Regions from separate parts of the Mus musculus genome. Here region 2 is linked to region 1. Evidence: chromatin loops called from intact Hi-C (ENCODE). Cell type or tissue: left cerebral cortex. All regions are shown on one strand. Links, peaks and the distances in the headings refer to the core of each region. The heading gives the core; the rest is flanking DNA.

Evidence for each region. A loop is a pair of places that touch in the nucleus more often than their neighbours do. Peaks named below come from ENCODE experiments on the same cell type or tissue, not always from the same donor. Only the 100,000 strongest peaks of a DNase experiment are listed, where the experiment ranks them.
Region 2: a loop joins it to region 1, with 2.3 times the contacts of the local background. A loop is called at or near these places in 6 of 42 quality-filtered maps.

Annotation. Positions count from the first base shown.
Region 1 is chr7:29,223,804-29,238,692 of GRCm38, forward strand. Kcnk6 (potassium inwardly-rectifying channel, subfamily K, member 6) reads right to left here and starts at 8,719. Exons shown (of 3, transcript NM_001033525.3): 1 at 8,359-8,719; 2 at 1,669-2,064; 3 at 1-1,456. The coding sequence starts at 8,680. The coding sequence ends at 1,233. It overlaps Yif1b (Yip1 interacting factor homolog B (S. cerevisiae)), which reads left to right and starts at 14,520. Exons shown (of 8, transcript NM_001110201.1): 1 at 14,520-14,633. The coding sequence starts at 14,588. In left cerebral cortex, for the core only: CTCF peaks have their summits at 11,083 (motif pointing left), 13,751 (motif pointing right) and 14,779; DNase peaks (open chromatin) are centred at 8,520, 8,755, 10,125, 13,931 and 1 more place; H3K4me3 peaks cover 2,029 bases; H3K27ac peaks cover 1,470 bases.
Region 2 is chr7:29,162,583-29,177,471 of GRCm38, forward strand. It overlaps Spred3 (sprouty-related EVH1 domain containing 3), which reads right to left and starts at 6,065. Exons shown (of 6, transcript NM_182927.3): 1 at 5,938-6,065; 2 at 5,211-5,391; 3 at 3,945-4,113; 4 at 3,776-3,852; 5 at 277-411. The coding sequence starts at 5,387. It overlaps Ggn (gametogenetin), which reads left to right and starts at 7,628. Exons shown (of 3, transcript NM_001358852.1): 1 at 7,628-7,859; 2 at 8,596-10,518; 3 at 11,174-11,351. The coding sequence starts at 8,615. The coding sequence ends at 11,291. Psmd8 (proteasome (prosome, macropain) 26S subunit, non-ATPase, 8) reads right to left here. Exons shown (of 7, transcript NM_026545.3): 4 at 14,484-14,649; 5 at 13,491-13,591; 6 at 12,829-12,940; 7 at 11,605-12,165. The coding sequence ends at 12,028. In left cerebral cortex, for the core only: no CTCF peak of the experiment used is centred there; DNase peaks (open chromatin) are centred at 5,794, 5,910, 6,357, 7,324 and 2 more places; H3K4me3 peaks cover 3,389 bases; H3K27ac peaks cover 1,706 bases.

The DNA of each region.
Region 1 (14,889 bases), core at 6,890-14,889:
CCTTCTGTAGCCTACTCCCCTTTAGCTTGGCACTATATTCCTGTGATTTTATTATTATTATTATTATTATTATTATTATTATTATTATTATTATATTGCTTAGCTTATTTTATCACCTGGCTCCTGCTGTGTATCCCATCCTGCCTTTGAACTCTCAAGCCTCCTGCTTCAGCTCAGGCTACTGGTACCCAGTACTGCACCTGGTTGATGTCAACTTTTGGAGTAGCATTATGATTCCCCATTTAGCAGACACAGAGTCCCAAAGGTAGAGTGACTGTCCAAATGCATTGGCAAAATATGGCCCAGTTACAGGGCATGCCCAGAAAGGCCATCAGTCAGTGCCCCGGTACACAGAGCATCACCATAGGACCAGGCTAAGTTACCCCTCTCACGCCACTTGGATCTGGGCTCATATCCTGGGTCAGTTCCTTGCCTGTTAAGTCGTTGAGGGAGATGCTGGCCCCTTGCAGGCCTCTTCCCACAGGCCCTACGGCCCATAGACACCTGAGAAGAAGGCAGAATTTCTTCTCTTGACTGGCAGGTCTTGGGTTAGTTCTTGTCCCGTTTTCCAGGAAAGCCCACCTGGACATTTCAGGTCCACTCCTCAGTCCTGACCACTCTGCCTCTTCCAGTGCCCACTGGAGTTTGTCACCATCAAGGGACAGCAAGTCAGTCAGTTTACCTCACTGGCTGGTCACCCCAATAAGAGCAGAGCCCAAGCCACATCTACTACTGTGTGCCTAGCACAGAAAAGCATGGCAGAAGTGAAGGTCTGTGGATGAGTTTGAACATTCTTTGCATCTTATGGCTGGGATATAAAGGTTTAGAATGGGGAAATCATTTGGCCAAGACAAAGCCACTAATACAGAGGCTAAAGTGGAGTCCAGGCCCAGAGCCCAGAAGAACTAGGTGTGCCGGATGAGCTATGCAAGAGAGCGAGACATAGAAAAACAACAAGAACAAAACAAAACAAAAAAATTGTATAAACCACTACTCTCACCAACAAAGTCAGAAAGCCCACGTGGTCTGAGTCTGAGAAGAAAAGGGAGAAAAGGAAGGAGGAGAAAATGACTGTGTCAGTGCCCTGAGGAGCAGAGGACATAGGAGCAGAGGGACTACTCCTCACCTCCCAGTGGAGCTCTGTGAAAAGACAGGAGAGTGTGTCTGGGCATTCCAGTTGATCTAGTCACATGGGGCTCAAAGCCCCTGCCCAGGTGTGTCCAGGTCGACAGCTACCTGGGGATGGAGGCGTAGTCAGCGTGGGAGGCAGCAGAGAGGTGCTGATGTAGATCTGTCCGGGCATCCAGAACGGCCACCTGATCATCCTCATCCTGGCTGAGGCTGGCAGGGTCCGGATCGGGCAGCAAGATGAGTTCTGTGAGGCCATGGAGGTCGGAAACACGGCGGAAAGTCTGCAACACGAGCACCATGGCAACCAGGCCGAGGAAGAGGTACGCTGTAGACATGGGGGAGGGGAGACGGGGAAGCGGCAAGTTGATGGCTCAGCTTTCAGCTCAGGCTCCAGGGCAGCAAGGATGTGGCCTCTTCTTTGGGGCAGCTGGGTGGTTCTTGGAACCCCTTCAACACCTCTTAGAAGAGGGCTGTTTCTCTGCCCACCCCCAGCCCCCACTGCCAACCCACAGGTGCCCAGCCAGCTTTCCAGCTCACCTGTGACAAGCACCTTGTAGAGGGCCCGGTAAGGCTGGCCTGGGGCTTCCCCAGGCACGTAGTCCCCTAGGCCAATGGTGGACAGAGAGATGAAGCAGAAATAGAAAGCATCCAGAAAACTCCAGGCCTCTTCAAGGTAGGCGAAGACCGCGGCCGGTACCAGGAAGAATATAGCCACTATGACCATCAGCAGGGCCACCAGGTGCCAGCGGGCTGCCCGCTGCGGGGGCCAGCCCCAGTGCAGGCTCAGCCAGGACAGGGGTGCGTGGGTGAGCAGCAGTGACAGGCGCTGGGCTGAGGCAGTCAGAAGTAGCATGGTGATAGGCACGCCCAGGAGTGCAAAGACGATGGAGAAGGCTTTGCCAGCATCTGTCAGTGGGGTCGTGTAGCCATAGCCTGTGGGAATAAGAGTCCTCCTGTACACTGGCACCTCCACAGCTTGAGGCCTAAGCTCCCCGCAACCCTACTGCTCCCCCTCCCCCCACCCTCCCTAATTTCAGTCGTGACATCTCCATCCAAGAGTTGTGGTTCCTTCTGACGCCCAGGGAAAATCCTTTAAATAAACCTTCTGGACTTGCTTTGAGTTATTCACATTTTAAAAAACTTTTTCCCCAAATTCTGGGACATCAAACCCATAGACTGATGCAGCCATGTAAGCACTCAATGTGCCCCCAGCCCCTCACTGGGGGATTCTAGGCAAGGGCTCTACCACTGAGCCACGCCCCCAGCCCCTCACTGGGGGATTCTAGGCAAGGGCTCTACCACTGAGCCACGCCCCCAGCCCCTCACTGGGGGATTCTAGGCAGGGGCTCTACCACTAAGCCACGCCCCCAGCCTCTCACTGGGGGATTCTAGGCAGGGGCTCTACCACTGAGCCACACACCCAGCCAGCTACAAGGACTGTAACCTTCTATCTTTCCCTGGTAGGACTGCTTCTTGTCACCCATTTTCTGCCTTTAGCAGCACTGAGACTGCCCAAATCAACAGCAGTTTCCAAGTCTTTGAAATCCTTGCCTTCTGATGAAGTGAAGTGCAATATGGAAAGAGGTTTTAAGGATGTTGAATTTGTTCATTTCTCCAGGTAGTTAGGACTCCCAGCTTGACTCACTGTGATAATGCTACCTGGGGCACTGTAGACATCCACAACGACTACCAGCTATTCCCATGGACTGATCCCCCAGTGTAGTCCTCAGAGCCCTGTTCTCCTGTGATGGATGTCACACACAGAGGATCTGTCATATATCCCCAGGGAACAGGAAGACTCCTTGGGAAGCCAGGCATGGTGCTCCATCCCTGTAAGCTCAGGACACAGGAAACTAGAGTGGGCTACATGGGCAGACCCTAACTCAAAAAAAAAAAAAAAAAAAAAAAGAATTTTGTTAGCATAGAGCATGCAGCAGTGGGAGTAGTAGAGTCCCTGTGTAGCATGAAGGAAGCCCCAGGCTTCAGGGAGGGGGAGAACCTTCATGAGCCAAGTTTAGTAAGAAATCCTTTATGCCTTCTATTATTGTTGTTGTTGTTATTAGATATATTTTAGGGGGCTGGAGAGATGGCTCACTGGTTAAGAGTACTTGTTGCTCTACCAGAGGTCCCAAGTTGGATTTCCAGCACCTACAGGGTGGTTCACAACCATCTGTAACTCCTGCCTGCCTCTGCCTTCCGAGTGATGCCTATCATCAGGCATGCATGTGATACCCATACATACATTCAGACAAATACTCTCCTCCTTACGGGCTAGGATTACAGGCACGCAAACACATCTGGGACTTTTTGTAACCTTTCAATTAGCATGTATTAATTGTATAAAATAATGGGTTTTATGATAGCCTTTTCTTTTTGTTTTTTTGTTTGTTTGTTTTGTTTTTCCAGACAGGGTTTCTCTGTGTAGCCCTGGCTCTCCTGGAACTCACTCTGTAGACCAGGCTGACCTCGAACTCAGAAATCTGCCTGCCTCTGCCTCCTGAGCGCTGGGATTACAGGTGTGTGGCACCACGCCCGGCTTATAACCTTTTCTTACATCTATTTAACAACAACAACAAAAAAACTTTTTCACTTTTGTCTTTTGGGGGCTGGGTCTCATTCTGGGTGGCCTTAACTCATAGCAATCCACCTGCTCTAGATTCTTTTTAATTTTAGTGTGTGTCTCTGTGTATATGTATGTACACCAAATGTATGTAAGAGTCTGCGGAAGTCAGAAGAGAGACCAGATCCCCGGGAACTGGAGTTACAGTCAAGCTATCATGAGGGTGACCTGGGACCTCTGCAAGGGCAGAAAGTGCCCTTAACCACATGGCTTCAGCCTTCTGGATGCTGAGATGGCCCATGTGAGCTGCCATACCCAGCCTTATTCACCCAGGCATCCTTTCCTGTGCCCTGCTCCCAGAAATCCTCTCCTTTATCTTGGTGTTTTATTTTAGTAATCTTCCATCAATGGTCATGAGGTATACTGTTTTGATATATTCAAGTGTTGAGTTATTTTAGGACACACACACACACACACCATGTCCCTTACTAATGATTTTTCTGAAGAATCTACTGCTGGCCGAGTCAAGCCCTGGTTTCCCCTGGTGTATTCTAGGGCAGGCTTCTTTTTACTTCATATCTTTTTGTTGTTGTTGTTGTTTTGTTTTTCGAGACAGGGTTTCTCTGTATAGCCCTGGCTGCCCTGGAACTCACTCTGTAGACCAGGCTGGCCTCAAACTCAGAATCCACCTGCCTCTGCCTCCCTAGTGCTGGGATTAAAGGCGTGTGCCACCACGCCCAGCTTTTACTTCATATCTTAAGACAGCATCTCACAAAACCCCCTAGGCAGGCCTTGAAATCAGGATCCTCCTCCTCCAGCCTTCTGATAGCTGGGACTACGAGCCTGAGCCACCAAGCCTGGCTGCATCATCACTTTTTTTGCATGCTAAGCTATATGAACCGGCTCTAAGAAGGTACTTCCCTGTTCCCTCTAACTGTACAGGCTGGCTTTCAGAACTGACCTCAAAAAGTCCTGCACAGTTTGGTGGAACCAAAAATCTCAGAGCAGCAGAACACAAGGAGCAAAACAGAGCCCTGTGCTCTGGACTTGAAGCCAGAGGTATCACCCACAGTAGCAGATGGGATCAGATTTATCCACCAGCTCCATTAGGACCAAGGCACCTGGTGTAGACCATTTCACCAAGTCACGGCTAGAACCACTTGGCTTTCTATTTCCCCAGCTCCCCCGGCCTCTGTCAGCAGCTTCAGTAATGTTATTTTGTTATGGTTGGATTGTTTTGTTTTGTTTTGTTTGAGTCAGGGTCTCACTCTGTAGTCCAGGCTGGCCTTGAACTTACTTGTAACAATCCTGCTGCTTCTGCCTCTGGCTGCTAGGACTAAAAACATGTGCCACAATGTCTATACTATCCTATCTGTGTGACTATGCCCAAGTTGGCCAACTTTACTGGGCCTTAGCTTTATAGACAGACAGACAGACAGATAGACAGACAAACAAGTGGCAGCTACCTCACAAGGCTGTTGCATTGCCTGAATTAAAATGTAGTGAGACCCTGCTATGCTCTGGCTGAGAAACTTGTGATCTCACTTCATAACTGAGGATGCAGCTACTCATCCAGGCTGAGCCTGTCGCGTGTCCCACTCCCCTCACCTGCCAGTCTACCAGCACCAGAGACAACCTGTCAGAAGTGAGAAATCTGAGGAGAGACTATGATGCAAGGACTTCTGGGAGCAGGTCAAGCCGGCCCAGGAAGCTTGGGGGAGTGCTAGCCTCAGGGGAGACCAGTTCCTTGTTTTCTTTGAAGAGACACCCAGCTCTATTGCCAAGGACCTCAGTTTGCTGGTCACATGCAATGAGCACCTCAAGTGGGGGACAAAAGCTATCCATAACTCTAATGCTGCTTCCAGCCAGAGAGGCAATTGATTGTGGCTCAGCCTCCACCCTGTTTCAAGTCCCTAAAAGTCACCTCAGGGAACTGGGGAGCAGCAGAACCTGGCCTCTGAGCGAGCGAGCGGGCAGAGGGGTTTCCCAGGTCTGTGGTAGGAGGACAGAAGGGACTTTCTGAGAGGAATTTCCCAGAGTTCTTCAGGGCTGGGGGGTGCAGGTAGAGAGCGTCCTACCTGAATGGGCCTCTGCACAGCGCTAATATTTGTGTGTGTGTGTTGCGTGAATGTATGCGCATAGGTGTGTACAGAGGCCAGAGGGGCACGTCTGATGTCTGCTCATTCCCTCCTCGGCTTATTACTGAACCAGAAGCTTGCTGACTCCAGCCCCAAGACAGTGCCTGTGTCTACGCTGAGGCTGGAGTAGCAGGCTTGCATAGCCACGCTCAGCATCTGCGCGACTGCTGGGACTTGGAATCCGGTTTCTCATAGCACCTTCCCCCCCCCTGGCTTCTCCCTTGTCCTGTCTTGTCTTGTTGAGACAGGGTCTCACGTAGTTCTGGCTGACCCTCTTGCTTCCACCTCCTGAGTACCGAGGTGTATCCCACCATGCCCAGCTGAGGAGTCCATAACCTTAAATCAAGACCAGGATCCTGGTTGTAAATAAGACCTTGGGGCCCTGGTTTCATAGGAGGCACCAACAGATATCGTCTGGATTGTGTGAGTTCTCCTGCAGCCAGAGCTCCTGAGCCCAGGGCATCTGAAGGAAAGAGTGAGGTAGACATCGCTAAGGTGTCTTCTGGGTGTCAAGTGGAGTGAGTAATGCTTTTGGGGGGCAGGGGGTCTCTGTCAGAGAGGACCCTGAATGTTCCAGATAGAGAGGGTGTCATGTCTCGGGAAGTCACAGCTATGGGGTGTGAAGGAGGTCCAACTCCAGGACATCCCCCCTGTTTGGGGAATCCTCAGTGAGCATGTTGGTCACGTGGGTGGTATAATGACAATTTTAGAATATTTTTTTATAAAGATCACAGAAATATAAGAATATGTTTTTGTTTTAATCCCAGGTATAGGGATATGGGGCTGCTTCTGACTGTCCACAGCAGCTGACTATGATTTGTCTCATGCTCTAGCAGGGTCGTGATTTTGCCAGATGCAGGTAGTTTCTGTGATTGTGTGACATCTGGAATTCTGGGGACTTTTAAAAAGGTATATATAAATGCTAGGGCCCTGAGAGGTGTGGTGGGCTGTTTGTTGGTCACTGTTGGCTGTGGTTTGTTATGTAGTCATGTGCAAAGCAGAAACAACAAGAAAGTGGATATCCTGACTGTGAAGATCAAATTTGCTCCAAGGAACTCGATGCCCTAATCAGCAGGAAGCAGTCTAACAATAACGCTGCCCCCTTTCTGACCCCTGCCTTCAGCCAGGGATCTCTTTCCTCTCTATCCCTTCTTTGCCCTTATCTAGTGTTAGAGGGTTGAAAAGGGTGGAAAAAAGAACCCACAAAATAGCCAAAGACAGCTACATGGCCAGGAAGAGCAGATAGAGAGAATTGAGTCTTTGTCTGGATTGTGTCCTGGGGTGAGGATTTGTTCTCGCTGAGTAGGGTCACAGTCTAGAGAAGAGATAGGAGTCCCATTCATGAGTTTAGGTGTTTTGTTTTTTGAAGTACTAAGGGTTGAACTCAGGATCTCACGCATGCTAGGCAAGTGTTCTACCACCGAGCTACACCTCAGCCCTCCTCACTTGAGCTGAAAGAGACCCTCACTACCAGTCCTTGGTGTGAAAAGGGCAAGAGAAAAAAAAAAAGAAAGAAAGAAAGAAGAGAAAAAAAAAAGAAAAGAAAAAAAAGAAAAAAGAAAAGAGCAAGAGGTTTTGCTGGAGGTAGTTAGGGGTAGGAGTCTCAACTTGGAGGATTTCAAGCGGGACAGCCAATCAGCCAATGGTTCTTCCTTGAGGACGCTCTGGGTTCGCGCCATTCTTACAGCCCGCTGTAGGAGCTGCTGATCCAGGAATCTGAGTCTAGAGTGGAAAACATTGGGAGAATCCCAACAACTCAGGGGAGGTGTAAAGATGGGTGGAGGAGCCCTGTGTTAGAGTAGGAAGTCCAGGAGAGGGGGGGAGGGGGGGACCTTCAGTCAGTCTGTTAGTCCCCGGACCAGGGATCTTGCTGGAGAGTGCCCAAAGCGGAAGGGATCCTAGAACCGGTCTCAGGTCAGGCTAAGGTCTCTTCCTAGAAGACAGACCTCCAGTAATGTTGCCCTGCTATTACTGACTAGCATGCATGAAGGCCTGAGTTCAACTCACAGTTCACTGGGGCACTGAGTTCAGGAGGAAGTTAAAGTGGGCTGTTCCAGAAAGGACCTATCTGGAGCCAGAAGACAAGGCTGGAAGAGATGGTGTGCCAGCCCTATTGTAACACAGCCCCCGAGGTTAGACACCCAAGGAAAGCCCTACCAAGGCCCTTGCCAATCATCTATGATAATCCTAGGATTAAGACAAGAGTGAGCCAGGCTGGTGACCCACACCTGTAATCCCAGCATTTAGGAGGCTGAGACAGGAGGATGAAATTCCAAGCCAACCTGCGCCTAAAGGTACATGCTATCTCAAAACCAAACAAAAAGGCACCAAAGGGGATGCTGTCTGAGAAAGTATTCCAAGGGAACTGGGGTGTGTAGTACGAGGGCTCTCCAAATGAGGCAGCTGTGGCCAGTGTGGGTCAGTTGGGAATGGAGGTTGTTCTGAGAGCACCAGGACGATTGGGATGAAGGTGTATGTTAAGGGGTCCGGACACTATCTGGGACTGGGTGATGGATAGCACTCACTTACCCACGGTGGTGACAAGCGTGCTGGCGAAGAAGAGCGCCGAGGCGAAGTCCCACGCAGGGTCCGAAGCGTTGGCAGCTCCCGAGGCGTTGGCGAGCGCTGCGCGCCCCAGCCGTCCGGCCGCCAGCACCCGCTCCACGAAGGCATCCAGGGCGTGAGCCGCCACGCACGGGCTGTGCTGTAGCAGCTGCTCCCGCAGGGTCCCCAGTTCTGCCCGCAGCCGGGCTTCGTGAGGCCGCTCCAGCCGCGCCACAAGCAGCGCGCCCAGCGCCAGGTACCCGGCGTAGGCGGCCAGGGCGCTAGCCAGGAGCGCGCCCCGCCGCATGGTGCCCGTACAGCCCCGACACCCGCTGACGTGGCCCCCGCCGGCCCACCGCCCGAGGTCCGCTTTTAGTTCCGGGAGCTCCAGGCGCGGCCACCGACGCCCCGAAGAGGAAGAGGAAAAGGAAAAAGGGGGAGGAGCGGGGCTGGCGGAACGCCCTGACGCTGGGAAACTGAGGCACGCCCAAACACCTGGTGTAGGTACAGGGACACCGGAGGGTGGAGTTCGACGCTCCGGGATCGGGGAGTCAAATGGGATGGGAAGGGCTGCGGAGTCCTTTCCTGCCTGAAGTTCCTTGCAACTCTCCTCCTCGCGACTCCTTAACTCAGATCTGAAACTCTCCTCCGAAGTGGGAGCTTTCTGTTTGTAACCTTTTTTTTTTTTTTTTTTTTTTTCTCGAGACAGGGTTTCTCTGTGTAGCCCTGGCTGTCCTGTCTCACTCTGTAGACCAGGATGGCCTGGAACTTAGAAATCTGCCTGCCTCTGCACTGTACCCAGTGTTTGCTTGAGGCACTAAGACGTGGGATAAGTTGTGGGTGGGTGGGAGGGGCCTACGATTTCGGAATAATTGACCAGGAGTCAGGGGGCATTGTTGGAAGACCTCTGTCTCAATAAATAAACAATACATTGCTTACTTTCATGGTGGCGCACCCCTTTTATCCAGCACTCAGGAGGCAGAGGCAGCTATATTTCTGAGTTCAAGCCAGCCTGTGTACATAGTAAGTTCCAGGGCTACATAGTAGGACACAGTCTCAAGAAACACAGAACACACACAAAAATGAGCAAATAAATTTCGGATGTGGTTGTGGTGGCTTGCACATAATAACCTTAACATTTGAGCAATAGACTGGGCCATCACCGGCTCCAGGCCAACCTGGGCTACCTAGTGAATACCTGTCTCAAAAGGTGTGGTGGAGTGGCTGGAGAGAATAGCTAAGAGTATTAGTTGCTTCTGCAGATGACCTGGATATAGATATGTATATAGATATGTATATATCTATATCCAGGGTAGGGACTCCCTTTTCCTGGAGGCTGAGATGTTCCTACGTACATTAGAAAAGTTAAAGGTAGAGCAGCAAAGCCCCGTCTCAAAACAAAACAAAAACCAACAACAAACTAGTAAGTAGCCTAGGGGGTGGCTCACTTCTTTAATCCCAGCACTTGGGAGGCAGAGACAGAGGCAGATGGATCGCTCTGTGAGGGAAGCTTGCTCTACAGAGGGAGTTCCAGGTCAGCCAGGGTGACAAAGTGAGACATTGTCTCAATAGTAAATTAATAGGTAAAACTGAAAGCAGGGTTTCCCTTATTTTTCTCCTGTAGGTCCCCTCACGTCCCTCTATGACGTGGACTCAGTGCTCTCCTTACTGCTGTGTGGAGGGCAGACCAGAATCCTCCCACAACCAGACCGCAGCTCTGATACACGCAACAAGCTCTATTTATAAAACTGTGGTAATTCTTGGGACAGAGCCCAATTTAGGGCTGGCAGTCTGTAGGAAGAGATGCCTGATAATAAAAACCAGCAACAATAGCTACAATGTCCCTGGACTTAGTCAGGCGCTGTCTGTGTACATATGCCCTTTATCAAGGCCTTCATCCTCCCACACGATTCCCAGTAAACAAAGGGGAAATTAAAGCTGAAAACAGAATGTAGGAACTGGCCAGATGGATCAGTGGTTACACACACACACACACACACACACACACACACACACACACCAAGCCTAAAGACCTGAGATCAATCCCTGGAGCATGGTGAAGGTGAGAACTGATTCCTGTAAGTATCCTCAGACCTCCATTAGGCCAGTGCCCACTCTCATGCCCACACACAGATGCACGTATACACACCAAACACACACAAAATGGAGTAAGAGTGCACGTCTGTAATCTTAGGACTGAGGAGTCTGAGAGGCAGGAGGACTGGAGGCACAAGGCCATCCACCCTCAGGTACATAGTTCAAGAACAGCCTGGATCATGTGAGAACCCTGTCACAAACAAACATAGAAGGAGGCAGAACAGACAGCCATGGTGGTGCTCACTTATAATCCTAGCAGTAAAAGGAGGGAAAGGCAGGAGAATTACAAAAGTCTCAGGTCTGGAGAGACTGCTCAACAGCTAAGCGCACTTGCTACTTTTGCACAGGACCCGGGGTTCAGTTCCCATCCTCACATGGCCGCTCACACCCATCTGTAACTCATTTTCCAGAGGATCCGCCTCTTTTGACCTCTGAAGGCACCAGGCCCACATGCAGGCAAACTGTCGATCCGTACACACATAAAAACATGTATAATATCTTCTCTGAAAAGATTAAAAGCAAAAAAGAATATTGTTGAGTTCACATCATTCATGTTACAGGGCTCACTCCAGTTCCAGGGGGAATCTAGTGCCCTCTACAGACCGCTACAAGAACTGCACCCAAGTGCACATACTCCCTACATACTCTCACACACACACACAGCTTAAAAAATGAAAATAATTTTTTTAAAAGCTCAGCCTAGCCAGGCAGTGGTGGCACACGCCTTTAATCCCAGCACTTGGGAGGCAGAGGCAGGTGAATTTCTGAGTTTGAGGCCAGCCTGGTCTACAGAGTAAGTAGACCAGAGAGAGCCAGAGCTACACAGAGAAACCCTATCTCAAACAAACAAACACTGGGTGGTGGTACCACACACCTTTAATCCCAATTCTGAAAAGGCAGAAGGTTCAAGGCCAGCATGGTCTACAGAGCTAGTTCCAAGACACCCAGAGCTACACAGAGAAACTATGTCTTGAAAAACCAAAGAACAACAACAACAACAACAAAAGTTGAGTCAGTACTACTGTACAGATTTTTTTTTCCAGTATCCATCTTTTCTTTTTTTCCATTTGTGCTGGTGGGATTTGAACTCATGGCCTCATGATGCAGCACAAACAACCAACAGAGGTGTAGCCCTAGCTTTCATGTCACTGTTTCCTAACCGATACAGAAATGTAAGGATTTACCTGGGCTGTATACCGAATGAGAGGTGAGTAATGTTGTGGAATGATATTCGGGGCTGAGTATAAAGCTCAGTAGTACACCTCTTGCTCGGCTCATGTGGAACCCTAAGTTTAATCTTCAGCACCTGTAAATGAAAACAGTATTATATGTAGACATATGTGTGTGTGTGTGTATGTAACATATATGTATACATAATGATTTAAAGTCTGTGGAAGGATTACACATGTTACATACAAATACAAGCCCAATTTATCCCTGACCTCTTTGTTGTTAGTTCTTTTGTTTTCTAAGACAGGGTTTCTCTGTGTAGCCTTAGCTATCATGAAACAGGATCTGTAGACTCAGAACTCTGCCTGCCTCTGCCTCCCCAGTGCTGGGAGTAAAGGCGTGCACCACCATTGCTATACCTATCCCGCCCTGCTTTTTTCCCCTAAATTAATTTTTATTTTTATTTCATGTGCATTGGTATTTTGCCTGCATGCATGTCTGTGTGAGGCCGTTGGAGCCTTTGGAACTGGAGTCATAGACAGTTATGAGCTGCCATGTGGGTGCTGGGAACTGAACCCAGGTCCTCTGGAAGAGTAGACAGTACTCTTAACTGCTCAGCCATCTATCCAGCCCCACCCCACCCCCACCCCCTTATTTGAGACAAGGTTTCTCTGTGTAGCCCTGGCTGTCATGGAACTTGCTCTGTAGACCAGGCTGGCCTCGAACTCAGAAATCTGCCTGCCTCTGCCTCCCGAGTGCTGGGACTAAAGGCACGTGCCACCACGCCTGGCTCTCTCTCTCTCTCTCTCTTTTTTTTTTTTTTTTTTTTTTGGAGATTATTTTAAGTAGTTCACTTGAACTCAGTATAAACCTAAGGATGGTCTTGAACTTCTGAACCTCCTGCTACCACATCCCGAGTGCTGGGATTGCAGGTGTGTGCCAACACACCTAGCTGCACTATTTATATAAAAGACATGCACATTTGAGGATTCTGCAATACGCAGGGATTCAACAGACACCTATATATAGACAGATGAATATATATATATATTTTTAATTTTTTTTTTCACACAAGAGGCCTACAGCAAGCCCAAAATGTCTGCCTTATTGATTTTTTAAAAAGGTCACAGATAGATGGATTTAGACAAGAAGAAGGCTGAGAATGAGAAGTGGAGGTAGTGCCTAGGAGTCAGACTCTAACACGAAGCAAAATGATGTGGATGTATCTCAGCAAAGGACTGCATCTGACACAGGTTTCCTCCCTAAGGAGCCATTGCAGAAGAGGAAAGGGAAGCCACAGGACAGGGTCATTTGCTGACCATCTCCTTCTGGAGTGCTATCACTTCCCAGAGGCATTTCCGACTTTTTTTTGTCTTTGATAAGCAGAAAAAAGGACAGAAGGGGCCAGCCATGGGTCGTGGTGGCACACACTGTAATCCCTGGATTTGGAAGGTAGAAGCAGGAAGATCAGGGTTCAAGGATGTCTTTACCTTAATGAGTTCGAAGTCAACCTAGACTGTGTAATGCCCTTTCTCAAATCAAAAGAGGTAGGGGCATACTAAGGAAGAGAAAAAGAGACACTGAGGGACACACAGGAGGAAGTTAGTTTTCAGGGTTCTATGCTCAAAGTTGTGCTTGTGTGCATTCAACTGTGAGGGCTGTATGCACCTCTGGTGGACAGAAAGCTTGAAGGAAAAGAGCCATGTGAGAACATTTTTATGAACTTCTGGGAAATTGCCTAAAGGTACCTTCGAAGAAAGTTACCAGTTCTTCTGAACTAATATGCTGAGGGCCTCTTTTTCAATCTTTTTTTTTTTTTTAAAGATTTTATTTATAGTAAGTACACTGTAGCTATCTTCAGACACACCAGAAGAGGGAGTCAGATCTTGTTACGGATGGTTGTGAGCCACCATGTGGTTGCTGGGATTTGAACTCTGGACCTTCGGAAGAGCAGTCAGGTGCTCTTACCCACTGAGCCATCTCACCAGCCCCAATCTTTTTTTTTTTTTTTTTTTGTAAGACTAGAGCTCACTATGTTCAAAGCCAGTACTCGTGACTTTTTTTTTTAAAGATTTATTTATTATGATACATAAGTACACTGTAGCTGACTTCAAACGCAGCAGAAGAGGGCGTCAGATCTCATTACAGTTGGTTGTGAGCCACCATGTGGTTGCTGGGATTTGAACTCAGGACCTTTGGAAGGACAGTCAGTGCTCTTACCCGCTGAGCCATCTCACCAGCCCACTCATGACTTTCTTTTTCAGCTTCCTCAGTATTGGGAATACAGAAGTGATCCACTAAGCTAAACTTTGTTTCTCAGCCTAAATGGGCCCTGGTGCCGCATTCCTTTAATCCTGAGCCAGACAGATCTCTGTGAGTTCCAGGCCAGCCTGGTCTACAGAGTGAGTTCCAAATCAGCTAAGGCTACACAGAGAAACCCTGTCTCGAAAAAAACCAACCAACCAACCAAATAAATAAATAAATAAATAATAAAAATGAGTGCTGCGTCTGTGTAAACGATAGATGAGCCGGCATAACTGCAATAATCCATCATTCTCCCCGCCTTTCACGCTTCTTCAGCCTCCCTGTGCTCTCAGTTAACTAAATCGAGTGCCTGCCTGTAAAGAACTACATTTTCCGTCGACTTCGGGCTCAACAATAGGAACGTTTCCTTCCTGCCTGAAGTCTTCTCCTCCTAGATCGCACCAAGCTCCGCCCTGCTGCCGCTAAGGTACGGCCTCTTCCCTTACGTCATTGGCCTCAGTTCCCGCCTCTTATGTAAGCCGACGCCCACTCAACCAGGCTGCACCCCCTCCAGAGGGTGTGGCTTTCTTGCGCTATCGTGAGACCTATTGGGTCTCTCGATACTACTGGGGCGTGGCTACGGGAACCGGGCGGGCCCATTCCAAACTGCGGCTGTGGCGTTCTCGGCCGTGGCATCTAAAGCATGCACGCGACAGGTTTGGCGGCGCCGGCGGGGACGCCCCGGCTGCGTAAGTGGCGTACGTGGCTGGCTGAGGAGATCGGGCGGGCGAGGGGTGTGGCGGGGCCGTCGCGGCGGTTGGCGAGGTCACTCCAGGTCGGACGGAGGTCACGAGATCCCGGACCTGGAGTTTCTAGGTGTGCACAGCCCAGGGATGCCAAGTCCGGGTAGGGGGCGCATCGCGGGTAGGTTCTTTAAAAAAAATTCCTTTAAAAGAAAGCAAGTTGGAGGAAAATGTAGTGCGGTGTTCAGAGAAACGCTACTTC
Region 2 (14,889 bases), core at 2,350-10,349, 66 kb before region 1:
CAGAAAGCTAGAGACACTTGGAAGTTCCTACCAGCTCTCGGGAGTCCATGAGTCTTTGTTCCCAACCCAGCGCCTCCAACACCTTCCCACTTGCTAGACAAGCACTCTATTGCTGAGTTACAAACCTCAGCCCCAAACCCAGGCCCTTTCTATTCCACTACCACTTTCAGCTCAGTCCTTATCACTCAGTGGGGCTTCAGCAGCAGACAGCTTAGGGAGCTGTCCAATTCTATTCAGGTTTACTGCTGACGGGCAGGAGGGCAGAGGAGGTCATACCTGAGCAGAGGAGCGGCGCCTTTGTGGGGGCGTGGCCAGTGGGAAGGCAGCTGCTGACTCCACTGTGGCAATGGGAGCTGTGGGAGGAGTCTCCTGGCGGCTGTGACTGGAGGAGGAGTCGCTGTCCACGTGGGACTGCGGGAGATTGGTGAGACCTCAGTGCAGGGGAGTTCCCCAACCAAAGAAAGATCCCCTTACATAGACCTCCCTTCTATGCAGAACAAGTGTTCTGCAGCCAGGAGGTCTGAGCTCAAACCTTTGCTCTGCCACTGACTGGTTGTGTGACAAGTGAGCTCACCTAAGAGCCCAAGTGTCTGCTCTTAAATGGGGGGTCATCATAGTATCTATTCTTAAGGATGTGAGGACACTGTCTCTTACAGCACCCTCTACAGCTGAGCCACCTCTCTCAATACAGTCTCTAGCTGGTGCTCTCAGCAATAGCTGTCCCTAATCCTAGCCCCTTGCTAGTGGATTGTGGGTAAACAGCTACCATTTAGCCACTCCCCCAGCCTTTCACTGGCAGATTCCACTATGTCAAACTCACCACCCTTGCTCACTTAGGCCAGGCCTCAAACTCAAGATCATCTTGCCTTCCCTCAGGAGCAGCTGGGATTATAGGTGTGTGCCACCCAGACCTCTGGATATGGGCACCGTTTTTACTAGACTCCTAATAGAACACCAAACTACTATACACTATACCTTCCTTCCCAGAAGCACACTTCCTTGGCCCGCCAGTACCTTGCAGCTTCGTTTCCACTACAGCTCAAAAGGATAGTTTGCTTGCCTGGACACCTTTCTTCCACCCAGACCAGGCGTCATACTTTACTAGCTGAAACCCCACTTCCCAGGCCTCTGCTCCCTTTCCTGTAAAACCTCCTACCTCATCTGTTCACAGCCTCCAGTCTATATCCACTGACCACCACCGCATGCCAGAAGAGTCCCATACACAGGAACTGTGTGTGACTGCTGGAAGGCCACCTCCATCCCTCATGACCTTGAGATTCTCTTTGACCCAAGGAAATAGTTTTGTTGATCTCCGTATTATTATCACTCAATTCAATGCACTTGGCCCATCTGCCTAACACTCACCATGTACTGGGCACTGTTTTAGGGACTGGAGGTGAAGCAAGGTACTGGCAAAAGATCCGTGGCTTCTGGGAGCTGACATGCTAGCATAGAGAAAGGGCAGGAAACTAACAGGTAAGAAACTGTCTTAGAGGGCCAGCGAGATGGCTCAGAGGTCAAGAGCGTGGAATGCTCTCCCAGAGGACCCAGGTTCAATCCCCAGCAACCACATGGCAGTTGCAGGTAATCCAACACCCTCATGCATACATGCATGCACATGAAAATAAAAATAAAGGCTGGGCGTGGTGGCACACGCCTTTAATCCTAGCACTCAGGAGGCAAAGGCAGGTGGATTTCTGAGTTCGAGGCCAGCCTGGTCTACAAAGTGAGTTCCAGGACAGCCAGGACTATACAGAGAAACCCTGTCTCAAAAAAAATAATAATAAATAAATAAATAAATAAATAAATAAATAAATAAATAAATAAATGATTAGTTTTTAAAAAAAGAAAGAAAACTGATTTAGAAGGGGGAGGGGATTAGAACCAAATAAGGTACTTTGGCGATTGTAACTGGGGAGTGGTGGTGACGTGCAACGGTTTCGTTTGTTCATTGAGACAGGGTTTTTCTATGTAGTCCTGAATGTAGACCAGGCTGGCCTCAAACCCACAGAAATCCTCCTGCCACCTGCTTCTTGCCTCCCAAGTGCTGAGATATAAAGGTGTGTGTCTACCTGGAGAAAATGTTCTATATATTCCAAGCTGGCTTCAAATCTGTAATAGCCCAAGGATGACCTTGAATTTTGACCTCCTGACTCCATCTCACTAGTGCTGGGATTACAGATGCCAGCTGGGGAATCAAAACCAGATCTCTGTGCATGCTAGGCAAGCATTTCACTAAGCAAGTCACATCCCGGCCTGAGAATGCAATCTTAAATAGGTTGCTCAGTGAAGACACCAAGAAGACATTTGTATAAAACCTCAAAAGAAAAGATCAGGCCAGATCTGAAGATGTGTTCTGGACATAAGGGTCCCAGGACAGGAATACACCAACCCTGTTGCAATGATAGTGAGGAGGAGTCTGGAGTGACCAGAAGGTGAGGGGCAGAGCAGCCCAGACCCAGATAGATCCTATCCTATGTGCCATGGGAAGGTTCTGAATGGGGAAAGGCTATGATCAAACTCAGCCATTGATAATAGCACCACTGTGTGTGTGCACACGCGTGCGCGCGCATGTCTGCAAAGCACTCATAAACATATATAAAAAAAAAGGTTTTTTTGAAAAAGAAAGCAGACCCAATACTGTGACAGATTCTATGGAAAGCAGGAAAACACAAGACTCAGCCAGCGTGGTGATGTGCCTGTAACCCCACTCTTGGGAGACTGGGATAGAAGGATCATGAGATCCAGGCTAGCTTCATCTCCTAACAAACCTATCAGTTTCTCATCATTAGCCCCTCTCCTGCCTATCATCAGTTTCTCCAACAGAGCCAGGGGATTCTACTGATGATTAGCTGCCATCACACCCTCTCTTCACTCAGTGCCCTCTAAGGCAACATCACTCAAGGTAAAGGAACACGCCCTTGCAGTAGCATATAAGATTTAAGATCCCACATCATCTGTCCCTGGGTCACATGACCTGGGCTGTGTAGTAAGACCCTGTCCCCCCCCCCCAAAAAAACCCAACAAATAAACAAATGAACAATGGAGTCAAAGATGACTCCAAATTTACAAGCCTGCAGCTTGAGCAGTAAGTAGAAGATAGAATTATCAATTCATACAAGGGTGGTTTTGGTGCACGCCTTTAATCCCAGCACTTGGGAGGTAGAGGGAAGTGGATCTCTGAATTCCAGGCCAGCCTGGTCTACAGAGCAGGTTCCAGGACAGCCAGGGCTACACAGAAAAACTCTTGTCTCGGAAAACCAAAACAAAAGGAATTAGCAATTCACTTGTCTGTGTATTTATTTTAACATTTATTTCTTTTTATATTTTGTCTTTTTCTCTAAAGCACCAAGAAAAGGGAAAGCTTGTTTTGCTGACTTATATATCCCTGGTGCCTAAAACACTGCCTGGTGTGTGCGCTTTTTAGCACTTGAACAAAATGTATGGATCATGACAAAACAGGAAGCCACACCTGGTGACACACCAGTAATTCCAGCATTCAAGAGAAATGAAATCAAGATTATCATCAGATACATATTGAGCTTGAGGTTGGCCTGGGCTACATTAGACCCTATCTCAAAAGATAAATTGATAGCTGGAGATACAAGAATAGGAAAACTAGCACAACCATGGCTGAAATGGCATTATCCATATGGGCCTGATTTTGTGTCCCTAGCATGTGGCCTTCTGCAGACTACACAGCAAGTATTCAGGAATATTTATAGACTAGAACCAACCCTCTGCCCTCCCATGGGAGTGGGATCCCAAGACTCACCGTCAGAGGGCAGGGAGTCTCTGCAGTGTCCTGGGAAGGGGAGGAGGAGGAAGAGGAAGAGGAAGGAGTCAGCGAACCTAGGGTGGGGAGAAAGGAAGAAGTGAGTCCCCAGACCCCAGATTCTCCCGTTCTGTTCCCAAGCCTGGTTGTGTGTGCCTGGACCACTGACCTCGACTCAGGGCAGCCAGCGCAGCCAGCAGGCTCTTCTGGAACTCATCCGCTTCTGCAGGACTCTGAAACGTCAGCCCAAACTTGCAGTCCCCCAAGCTCCAATGGTGGAAGATGGGATTCACTTTGTTGTAAACCAAACCTGGCCTCAGGGTACACTCCAAGGTGGTCTGAGGGGCAGGAAGGGGCCAGGTCAGCTAAACTTAGCCCCTCTGTACACTCCAGCATCCCAACACCAGGTGTACCTGGACACTAATATGCCCTCATTTTAGGAGATGTATCTCTGATTCTACAATATTCCTTCAGTCCTTTCATTTCTATGCCTATCGGATTTCTTCCTTTGATGTCCCAATAGGAACCTCAAATCTTATTAAATGTTAAAAAAAAAAACAAAAACAAAAAAAAAAAAAAAACCTAACCTTTTCTCATACCCTAACGATTCCTCTTTTGATTGAAGAAAAAGCATTATTTACATTGTACTGAGCACATCAAAATATTACAACCAGTTCCTTTCTGAAGCCTCAATAATTCCTGGAAAACTTACCCAGAGATAGTTACCTTCTATACAGTCTACTGGATGCTGACCACCCCTTGTGTTCCCTTCATGTTCTTGTCTGACATCAACACTTCCTCTACACTGTTCCTGATGCCCTGCTCTGAGATGTATCCCTTCCCCAAGTTTTTTGTTTTAGATAAGTTCTCACTACCTAGCCCAGGCTGGCCCCGACCCTTACAATCCTATCCTCCTGCTACAACATCCCTAGTGTGGAGATTAGGAGCACGTGACATAGGACTGTCAACTACATTCAACCACTTCTAAGCAGACCCTGCAAACGCCTCCAGATACTTAGGGCAGACAAGGGCCACTTGGTTGCGATCTCCTGGTGAGCATCTGTGAATAAGATGGAGCCAGAGGAGGATTCTGAACAGAAAGGGGACATGATAGGAGTTGGGTGTGAGCTGGGTCGTTGTGGAATGGACCAGGGTTAGACGAGGAACACAACCGAATGGGGCAGGAAGGCCATTACCGAAATAGCTGATTGAACAGCCAGAGAAGCAGAGGACAGGAGCTTCCTAATCCTTCACCCCACCCCCAAATCCCAGCTCTTAATTCACAAACCAGATTATTTATTCCAAACTCCAACCCACGGCCCACTTTGAGTCCCAGTGGCAGAGGGACAGCGTAACCTTTCCTTGCCACCCCCTCCCCAGCCCCAGCCCTCCTTCCCCAGGGCTCATCCCACTCCCACACCCCAGGGTGGCTCACTTTCTGGTCCCGAAGCCGCTCCCCGTGGATGACGTAGTGCCCCTGGCGGGCCCCCCCCTCGGGCCTGGCCCCTCGGACCCGACATACGCTCACCTGGCTGAGGCCCCCGCCCCCCACAGGCAGCCAGCCCCCACTGGAGTCATCTCGGGCCATCACCACGGCTCGGACCCGCACCATGTACCTGGAGGAGGTGGGGAGGACAGAAACAACACAGGCCGTGAACTCAAATCTTGTTCCCGGTTTGAGCGTTCTCCCTAACCCTGCCCTCGTCTTTTATCCCTTACCTCTGGATTTACCTCACCCTCAAGCCACCAGTACACCCACCCCTTGCCCACTTTCTTCTATCATGGCTTCTTTCTTCTTAGTGACATCTTGCCCACCATCCTTTTTCGTATCTACCTTTTCTCGCCATCCCCACCTCTTCAGCACCTTCCCTTATCTCCACCCCCTTAGCCTGGGTTTGCCACTTCCCCTCCCCCTACAGCTCATCCCCCTCAACCCCAGTCTCCTTCCCTCTCATCACAAACCCATAGCCCCACCCATTGTCCCCTCTCACAGCTGGATTCCTGCGCATATATATTTTCTCTGGACTCATCAACTCAGCTTCAGTGCCCCCAACACTGCCTCCGCACCCTAGTCACCCAGGCCACTAACTGGGTGAGAAACCTGGCTTCTCTCCCCCCCCCCCCTTCCCGGATTTATGAATGAGACCGGATGCAAAGCTCACTGAGTCACCCAGCAACCAGGAGATGGGCAGGGAGCAGAGAGAGAACCAGAAATGGCCAGAAAGAGAGGCCGAGAAGGAGATGGAGGCAGAGAAAACCAGCAACCGGAGACCGAAAAGATACAAGGAGCATTTCATTCACAAAAATCAAGGCTGCTCCGGTTGGTCTCAGTTGAGGGAAGCCAAGAGAGATGGGAGGGGAGATAATGATCCAGCCCCTCACCCCCCCGCCCCCCGCCATCCTTCAGAAACATTTTACCCCGCCCCCAGTTTAGGGGATGTAGCCCTCCGCCCAGCAATCAGGATTACCATTCAGCCCCACTGTCCCAGGCTCATGGAGCATGAAGTCCCAACCTTATGAGCCCAGGCAACGAGTTCTAGCCCCCTCCCCCACCTGCAGGATGTCGGGTTTCCCCAGCCGTTCAGGAGGGGAAGGGGCGGCCACAGCGCCCCCAGCCCCCTTTTCTCAATGGGATGGGATTTTGTGAATGAGCAGTCACGTGACACTGCTTCCTTTGTCCGCCCGCCTCCCCCAACAACAGGTGAAGCGGGGAAAGAGGGCTGGGGTCCCCCCCAAAGGCCTAGCTGAGATAGGGCACTGAGATCTTGGGGTGTCCTATGCTCCCACACATCTATTTTCCCGGGGAGAGTAGTCATCAGAGTTCCTCAATGGCGAGGGTCCACGACAGAATTTTGTGAATGGGGCATCCTCGGAAGAAGTCCAGGACCCCCAAATGGAGATTGGCACCCCAAATGGCTACCGCGTAGTTTGGTGCCCCCACCCCTCTTGTTCTCCCAGCTTGTGTCCGCAGGGTGCAAGGGTGGGCAGAGGATTACAGATGCGATCCAGGCTGCCCCCTCACCCTGGCAGGCAGTCTCGTCAGCCCCCCGCCCCCTCGCCACTCTGGGCACCTGCCTGGGAGGCTCCGGCCGGGCTCCGAGCGGCGGCGACGCGGCCTCCTCCTCCTCCTCCTCCTCCTCCTCCTCTTCTCTCCCGCTCCCTCACTGGCTCCGGCGGCGCTGGAGACGGGCACCGGGAGCCGGGGCGAGGGGGGAGGGAGGGGGAACCTGGAAGATGTGTGTGGGGGAGGGGGCGGCTTGGGGGAGGGGTAGAAGCAAGGCAGGCGTACATGCCCGCTGGGTCCTAGAGCCCGGCTAGGGCTACAACGAACATCTATAGCCCCCATTTTCTCGGGACCCAGAAGGGAATCCCCACTTTTCCACTTATCTGAACGGTTGGTCCCTGATGATATGAGAAGGGAACAGAAATAGACCCTGGTCCCAAGGTTCTAGAGAGAAGGTGGTCCACGGTCAGGGCTCTGAATGGGAGGGGCGGGATGCCTGGCAGGGTTCGAAAAGGGGAGGGGCCTGGGAGCCTGAGTAAGGAAGGAGGTTTGGACGCTGAAGGAACTGAGAGGGTGCGTCACGGAAGGGGCGGGCGGGTGGACCTTCTGAGCCATCCCAGGAAAGACAGGGTCTTAGAAAGAGATGCTGCCTGGACTTAGCAAGGCGGAGCTTGGACATAAATTTCCTTAGTGACAGGTCAAATAAGAGGCTCAAAAGGAGGAGCTATGTAGCAAGTGTTTGCCATGGGTGGGGGTCCGGGGAGGGGCTTAAGAGAGAGGGGTGTGGCATTATAAAGGGGTGGGGCTTAATGAGAAGGGGCCTGCCTACCCACTATGAAGAGTTTTCTGTATTTTTCTAAGGGTGATCCAGGTTTGAAGGGCTGCACTCAAGCTGGCTTGCAGGGGGCAGGGCCTCGAGCTCGGGGCGGGGCCTAGATCTCGGGGGTCGTCCTCGCTGTCTCGCCCACTTGCCTTCACCCGCACACCCGTTCTTTTCGGTTATTTTCTGCTACGGCCGTTCCCCGCCCTGCCTTGGGCCCACGGGGCAGTGATCTGATCTTTGGTCGGCTGGAGGAGTCGGTGAGTTGGGTCCACTTAAGAGGCGGAGCTGGGCGGAGCTTTAGGAAAGGGGTGGAGCCTAAGTTAAGATCTGTCACAAACGCCAAGCGGGAAAAGTTTAAGAGGCTTGAGGATTTGTTGCTGGCTAGGAAGAGGGAGGGATCCAAATGATCGACACAGAGAGACGGTGGGTGATCGGAGGGTTAGGACTGAAGGACTAGGGAACTAATTAGATCACAGTCCCAGGTATTTGTTAGGCAGAGACGGACCTGATCCGGGGCGGTGAGGGGCGAGGATATGGCCGGATTCTTGACAATCAGGAGCGACTAGAGAATGGGGCGGGGCCTGGTTAGACTAGTGTTGAAAGAGAAGCGTGAATTCATTGTTGGCTATTGGGCATAACCATCATTACCCATGTGGTTTGAAACTTTCAACAGAGAGGCTGGCGAGACTGACTCCTGGAGCCTGGAGATCCCGGGAGTGGCAAAAGTGTTAGGGATGTGATCCAAGGGATCAGGGTTGGCGCCTTTGTACACTAAGAAGTTAGGTTCGAAGAGTAAGAACTGCAGCCTTGAGACCATGGGGAAGGGGGCGTGACCATGGCGAATCGGAGAACTGAAGACTTAAGAGCCGGGGGCTGAGATAATATTGGAGGACAGGGCAGACCAATGCAGACAGGGGCAGTCCAAGAACAGCCTGAGCCGTGGAGTCCCCGCAGAACCCGCCGACTGACTGGTGAAAGTTTTTTTAACCACAGTCCCCGACCTTCTTCAAAAATGGGGAACGTGCAGTCGGAGCCGTCCGCGGGCGGGGGTTCCCGAAAAGAGCAGGCCTCAGACCGCGCCTCCGACTCCCGCAGGACGCCTCTAGTGGAGCCCGAGGTGACCCCCTCATCCCCTGCCATGCGCCTGGCTCGAGGGCTGGGCGTCTGGTTCCCTGGCAGTTCCGGGCCCCCGGGACTCCTGATACCCCCGGAGCCCCAGGCCTCATCCTCGCCCCTGCCCCTGACCTTAGAACTGCCCTCGCCAGTGACACCCCCTCCAGAGGAGGCGGCTGCGGTCTCCACACCACCCCCGCCCCCCGTGGGGACCCTGCTGCCTGCGCCATCTAAGTGGCGAAAACCCACGGGCACTTCAGTGCCTCGGATCCGCGGTCTTCTGGAGGCGAGCCATCGTGGTCAGGGTGACCCTCCAAGCCTCCGCCCGCTGCCACCGCTGCCCCGGCAACTGACCGAAAAAGACCCGGTCCTGAGGGCCCCAGCCCCACCTCCGACGCCCCTGGAACCTCGGAAACAACTACCGCCAGCACCATCAACTTGCGATCCGCAGCCCCTGAGCCGCAGAATCACTCTGGCCTCGTCGGCCACAAGCCCCACAGAAAGTCAGGTCAGACACAGCAGCGAGGGTCAGGCGGCCGGGGGAGCCCACGGAGGGGTACCTCCCCAAGCTGGAGAGGGCGAAATGGCTCGGTCTGCTACTTCCGAGTCTGGCCTGAGTCTGCTGTGTAAAGTCACCTTCAAGTCGGGGCCCCATTTGTCCCCCACATCGGCCTCGGGTCCCTTAGCAGCCAAAGCCTCACCCGGGGCCGGTGGTGGCGGACTGTTTGCCTCTTCTGGGGCCATCTCCTATGCTGAGGTCCTGAAGCAAGGGCCCCAACCTCCTGGAGCCACTCGTCCCTTGGGAGAGGTCCCTCCTGGAGCCACTCGTCCCTTGGGAGAGGTCCCTCGTGCAGCTCAGGAAACCGAGGGTGGTGACGGAGATGGCGAAGGGTGTTCTGGTCCCCCTTCGGTGCCTGCTCCCCTTGCCCGGGCTCTACCGCCGCCCCCTTACACCACCTTCCCAGGTTCAAAGCCCAAATTCGACTGGGTGAGCCCTCCTGATGGCACTGAACGGCATTTCCGATTCAATGGGGCTGTCGGGGGAATCGGGGCACCCCGACGGCGCACGACCACGCTCTCAGGGCCTTGGGGATCCCCTCCACCCAGGTCAGGTCAGACACATCCATCTTCAGGGCCTCGGAGGCCCACACCTGCCTTGTTGGCACCACCCATGTTCATCTTCCCAGCGCCAAACAATGGCGAGCCTGTTCGCCCAGTGCCTCCAAGTCCACAGCAGATACCTCCTCTGCCGCCACCACCACCCACGCCACCAGCCACGCCACCACCGGCGCCACCACCCACACCACAGCCACCAGCGCTCCCAAGGACGCCGATACTGGTGGCCCGTCCGCCGACCCCAGGCCCTGGCCACTTAGAGTCAGCCTTGGCTCCCACCCCTCCCTCCACTTTATCCCCAACTGCAGCTGCCGACCAGGTCCCAGCTGCAACTCCAGCCACAGTCACATCCCAAGTTCCAGCAACCGCCACCGCTGAGCTGTCACCGCCAATGCCCCAACCCAAGACTCGTACACGCAGGAACAAAGGTCCCCGAGCGGCCCGGGGTGTTATCCGTGAAGAAGGGACTTCTGGAGATGGCCCTCGAGAACCGAATACGGCTCCGGTGACTGACAGCAGCAGTGGAGGGGGTGGCGGTGGTAGCAACGGAACCTCCACAGCTGGGGCCTCTAACAAGGGAACAGCAAGGCACTGGCCGCCTTTCGAGGTGCTTAATTCCTGTCCCTGCAAGTGCTACTGCCGCCATCAACGTCGTCACCGTCGGCTGCCACGCAACGTGTCTGCCTGGTGAGGGAGATTGGGGAGTTGGAAGGAGAGGGCACACTCCAAGTCCTGCACCTATTTAACCTGGATGGAATAAGATTACACGCTTTGGCGTCTTAACCATAGGCTGACCCACAAGTTACCTGGACCTTAACTTAGCTGAGCCCTAGGAGCCTTGGCCCTTTCCTGGCCTTAGCTCAACCTCTTGGTATTCTGGATGCCAAGCTGACCCTGGGTCTTTATTATCTTAGCCTTCCTGCTGGCCTGACCCTAGTCACTGCCTTGACTCCATCCCTGAGGGCAGGAAAGATGGTTTATCAGAGATGGGGAAAGGAAACAACTGTGTTTCTGGGACCTGAGGGTGGATTAGTAAGCCTCCAATTTGCCTGGTCCCATTGAAACTCCCAGTGCCCGTACCCCATTACAACCCTCCCACCCACTTGAGACCAAGGCTTTGGCCCCTTTGCCACCTCTGCTACTATACTAAGCCCCTGGATTTGGTTGCCAGGCCTGGTTACAGACAAAACCTCCTCTGGGGGCTTAGACTCACACTCCTTCCCATTCTATATGGATGTACCTCTGCCCCTGAATGCCCTTGGGAACCTATGGCAGGACAGCCTTCAGGGGGAAGTGAAGCCACAGACGACACAAGACAGACCCTGTCAATTCACCTTCTCAGGCTGAGCACACCTACCAACCACCTGAGCGAGCCACCGTGGGTGGCCACTGTCAAGCTGGCTGGCTCCCTAGTAGCGGGCCTGGAGCACTACGACTTGCAGGCCACCCATTCTACCTGAGTGCGACTGCCCAACCCCCTCGGCCTCACCCTCCTCGCCAATAAAGTACCCAGTCTACAAGTTGCCTAACTGCCTGTCCATTACCACTTGAGGTGGCTGGTCCAGGACTGGGGTATTCTTCATTCTATTAGTGCTGTGGCTGAGCCAAGGTCATGGGTCACTTTGGATCAGCAGTGAGGACAACCAACTGGACAGGTGGCTTGGCTAGACTTGGACAGTTTCCCAAGAACTTCAAAGCAAGAAACCGGCTAGTGGGCCTGTCTAGTCTAAATTACAATGTTGGCTCAAGGGGGCCAGACTGGATACACTCATATCAGGATTCATACCATTTATTACAGAGGGCTCAAATGGTAGCCCATAGACAAAGTCAGTTTCATGTCTCATTTTAAAAATTATTTAATCCACGGCCAACATTTTTTTAAAACTGAGACACACGGTGCTTCACTGGGGAAAAAAAATCTAGTCCCTGGCCCAACACCAAAACGCATCCACAGCTGGATAGAAGAGTCCCTCAGTCTGGGCCTGTGCTCTCCTGTGGGCCACCGGGCATCTATACTTAAAACCCAGAGCAATGACAACTGGGAAACGCTTCGCAAACTCCCAAATCTCCAGGAGCAATTTATCTCCACCATCACACTGGGGAGACTCGGGCCCATTAGAGGTTAATCTGCCTTTATTGAAGGCCAGCCTATACTGGGTTTGTTGGACTAGCCATATCCACCGCCCTGGTCAAGCCTCAGACAATCATCTCCAGCTGCCGGGCATACTCGATGACTTGTTTGGCCAGTTCAGTAGAGGGGATGGTGCTGTCTTCTGGCTTCTGCTGCTGGCTGGCAAAGCTGTAGTAGTTGTTAGGGCCCAGCACCCAACCTCGCTGAAGAAAGAGAGATGAGAAATAGGTAGGTGACCCCACAGGCTGCTCCCCACCCTATGCAGCTACCTCCCAGTGTACCATGGCTCCTTTTGTCATGGATTACTGCCACTCTGTGCCTCAGTTTCCCCATGTTTAAGATGGGTCTAGAGGACTTATGAAGCCTCTGAGCAAACACTCATTTGGTCCACAGTAAGCGGCCGGCACCACCACTCCTCACACTGGCCCTGACAGCCTGCTCTTGAGCTGGTGCCTTACTGCCCAGCCTCCTCTCCTGCCTCCTGGGACACCAAGGTCACTGGGCAGCAAGGGTCAACATCCCTGGGGGCACTGTTCCACTCAAATGAAGCAGTGTAACCATTACCAACAAGTTGCTGCTTTCTAAGGAGTTCTTGGGGCAAAGTCAAGATGCGGTATTCCTTAGAGCAGGGGCCAGCTGCTGTGCTAGGCTGGCTCCACACGTCTGTCAGACCCTAGCCTCTCTCTATGGAAAGGCCAGCAAGCTCAGAGAGGCTGAGCCACTTGCCTAGGTTTAGTCATGGGCAGTCTTTGTTCTGCTGATGTCCCCCTCGACTATCACACAGTGCACTGGCACTGTTAGGACAGGGAACAATACCCTCCATCCCCCAACCCTCATCACAGTCCCTTGTCCCACACTCCAGCCACCTTCTTGGCATAGTCTGTCATCTTTTTGGGTGTGCTGAAGAAGAGGATCCGGGTAGCCTCAGCAAAAAGGATTTTCTCATAGGCCTTCTCAATGCATCCTGCGATTTCATCCCTGTGGGAAGGCAACAGTTATCATCACTGGGCAGACAACTTCCCAGACCCTGTCTTCCAATGACTGATTCCAGTACTGAGGGCTGAGAGAGAGGAGACTAACTTGACCAGTCACAAAGCAGGCATGGGCCAGAAGGGACCCACAGCTCAGTCTCTGAGTAAGCCTTTTCACATAGGAACCTTCAAAAGAACACAGCACCCTTCTTCAGATGTCTAGAGGAGGTTCTTGTATGAACAAACAAGAGAGCTTGTCTAGAATGCCTGGGTTCTACCCCCAGCACCACAAAGACCAGGTGTTTGTAATCCCAGCCTGCACTGTGGGAGATGGAGGCACAGGGTCATGGCCAGCCTCGGCTACACGAAACCCTGAGGGCAGCTCAGCAGCAGAGCATTCCTTTAGTTTATACAAGGTTCTGATTGTAGCCCCTAGAGGGGTTGGGACTGGGGCAATACACTATGAGAAACACCAGGGCGTCAATCATAGGCATCAGGCAGTGTGGCATGTAGGGGACTAACAAGGCCAGGAAGTCTGGGGCCTGGACCCCACATACCTGATGGTATCCAGCAGGATGTCAATGAAGAAGGTGTAGCTTTCGGCAGGGATGTTCCCCTTAGCCAGGAATACCTTGTTGTAGCTACCCTCCATGAGGTACTGCCAAAGCCAATGGAGAAGAGGAAGAGGATGGAGTGGCACAGGCTTTTCTTGCTCCCTTGGTGCCTCCCAATCCCTGCTCTACCATAACACCCTCGCTTCTCCACTTCCAAGAAGCACCACCTGGCTTACACACTCACCCTGGCAGCCTCCTCCAAACTGGCATCTAACCTCCAATTATAAGGGGAGAAGAAGGTATATTGACCCCAGCTCCCATTCCATATACATCAACTGCTGGCCCACGGGCCACTCGGCCGTCCTTCTCACAGCATAGTACTTTGCAGGCCTCAGCTCCCACGCCTCACCCCTGACTTACCGGCCTTCTTCCACTGTCTTCTTTGCTGTCTTTAAAATATGGCAGGAGGTTTGTGCCTCAGGACACAAACTGCCTCTGCCAGAGGACCTCTTAGCCCTTTCAGACCCTCTCTGACCGCTCCCAAGCCCAGGTCCTCGTAACAATGCCTCACATCCCACACAGGTACCTCATTCTTTTGGTACTTATCTGCCTCCACACTTCATGGATTCTAGATTAGGGGTTTCGTCTGTTTGATTTGCCTTAACATGAAAACCTTTCCTGGTGCCTGGCACATATATGTTTTGCTGGTTAAAAGAACTGGTGGCGCACACCTTTAATCCCAGCACTCGGGAGGCAGAGGCAGGTGGATTTCTGAGTTCGAGGCAACCCTGGTCTACAAAGTGAGTTCCAGGACAGTCAGGAGTACACAGAGAAACCCTGTCTCGAAAAACAAAAAACAAAACAAAACCAAAAACCAAAAACCAAAAAGAGTTGGTGGATTGAAAATGGCTGATCATTCTTCCAGGAAGCCCTCCCACAATCTAAACTGGTACCACCCACCTCACCCAGGATCTCCCTTCCCCTGCCCAGCCTTACTTGCTCGAGGGAAACAGGGTGTTTGATGTAGACATTGGTCTGGATGTCCTTGGCAGGTAATCGTTCTAATTCTGTGTGGAACTCAGCCACTCGGTTCTGAGATAGCAGGAAGAGGAGATTGAGGCCCAGGAGCTGGTGCATATAGGCTGACTCAGGAAGCTGTTCTCTGTGAGCCAAGGGAGCGGGAAGAAACCACAGTTAACAGGTACTGGGGAGCTAACCAAGTCCCTCATCCACCTTCCAGAATCCTTACAAGTACTTGCATGAGTTCAGACAAGTTAGGTACAGAGAGGCAAAAACGCCACGAGCCACATGGACCAAACATACATGGACTACAGTGATTCAGCCTATTTCCCATCTGCTAAGCAGTTGTCACTAGGTATCCACACCATAAAGGCATGTTCAG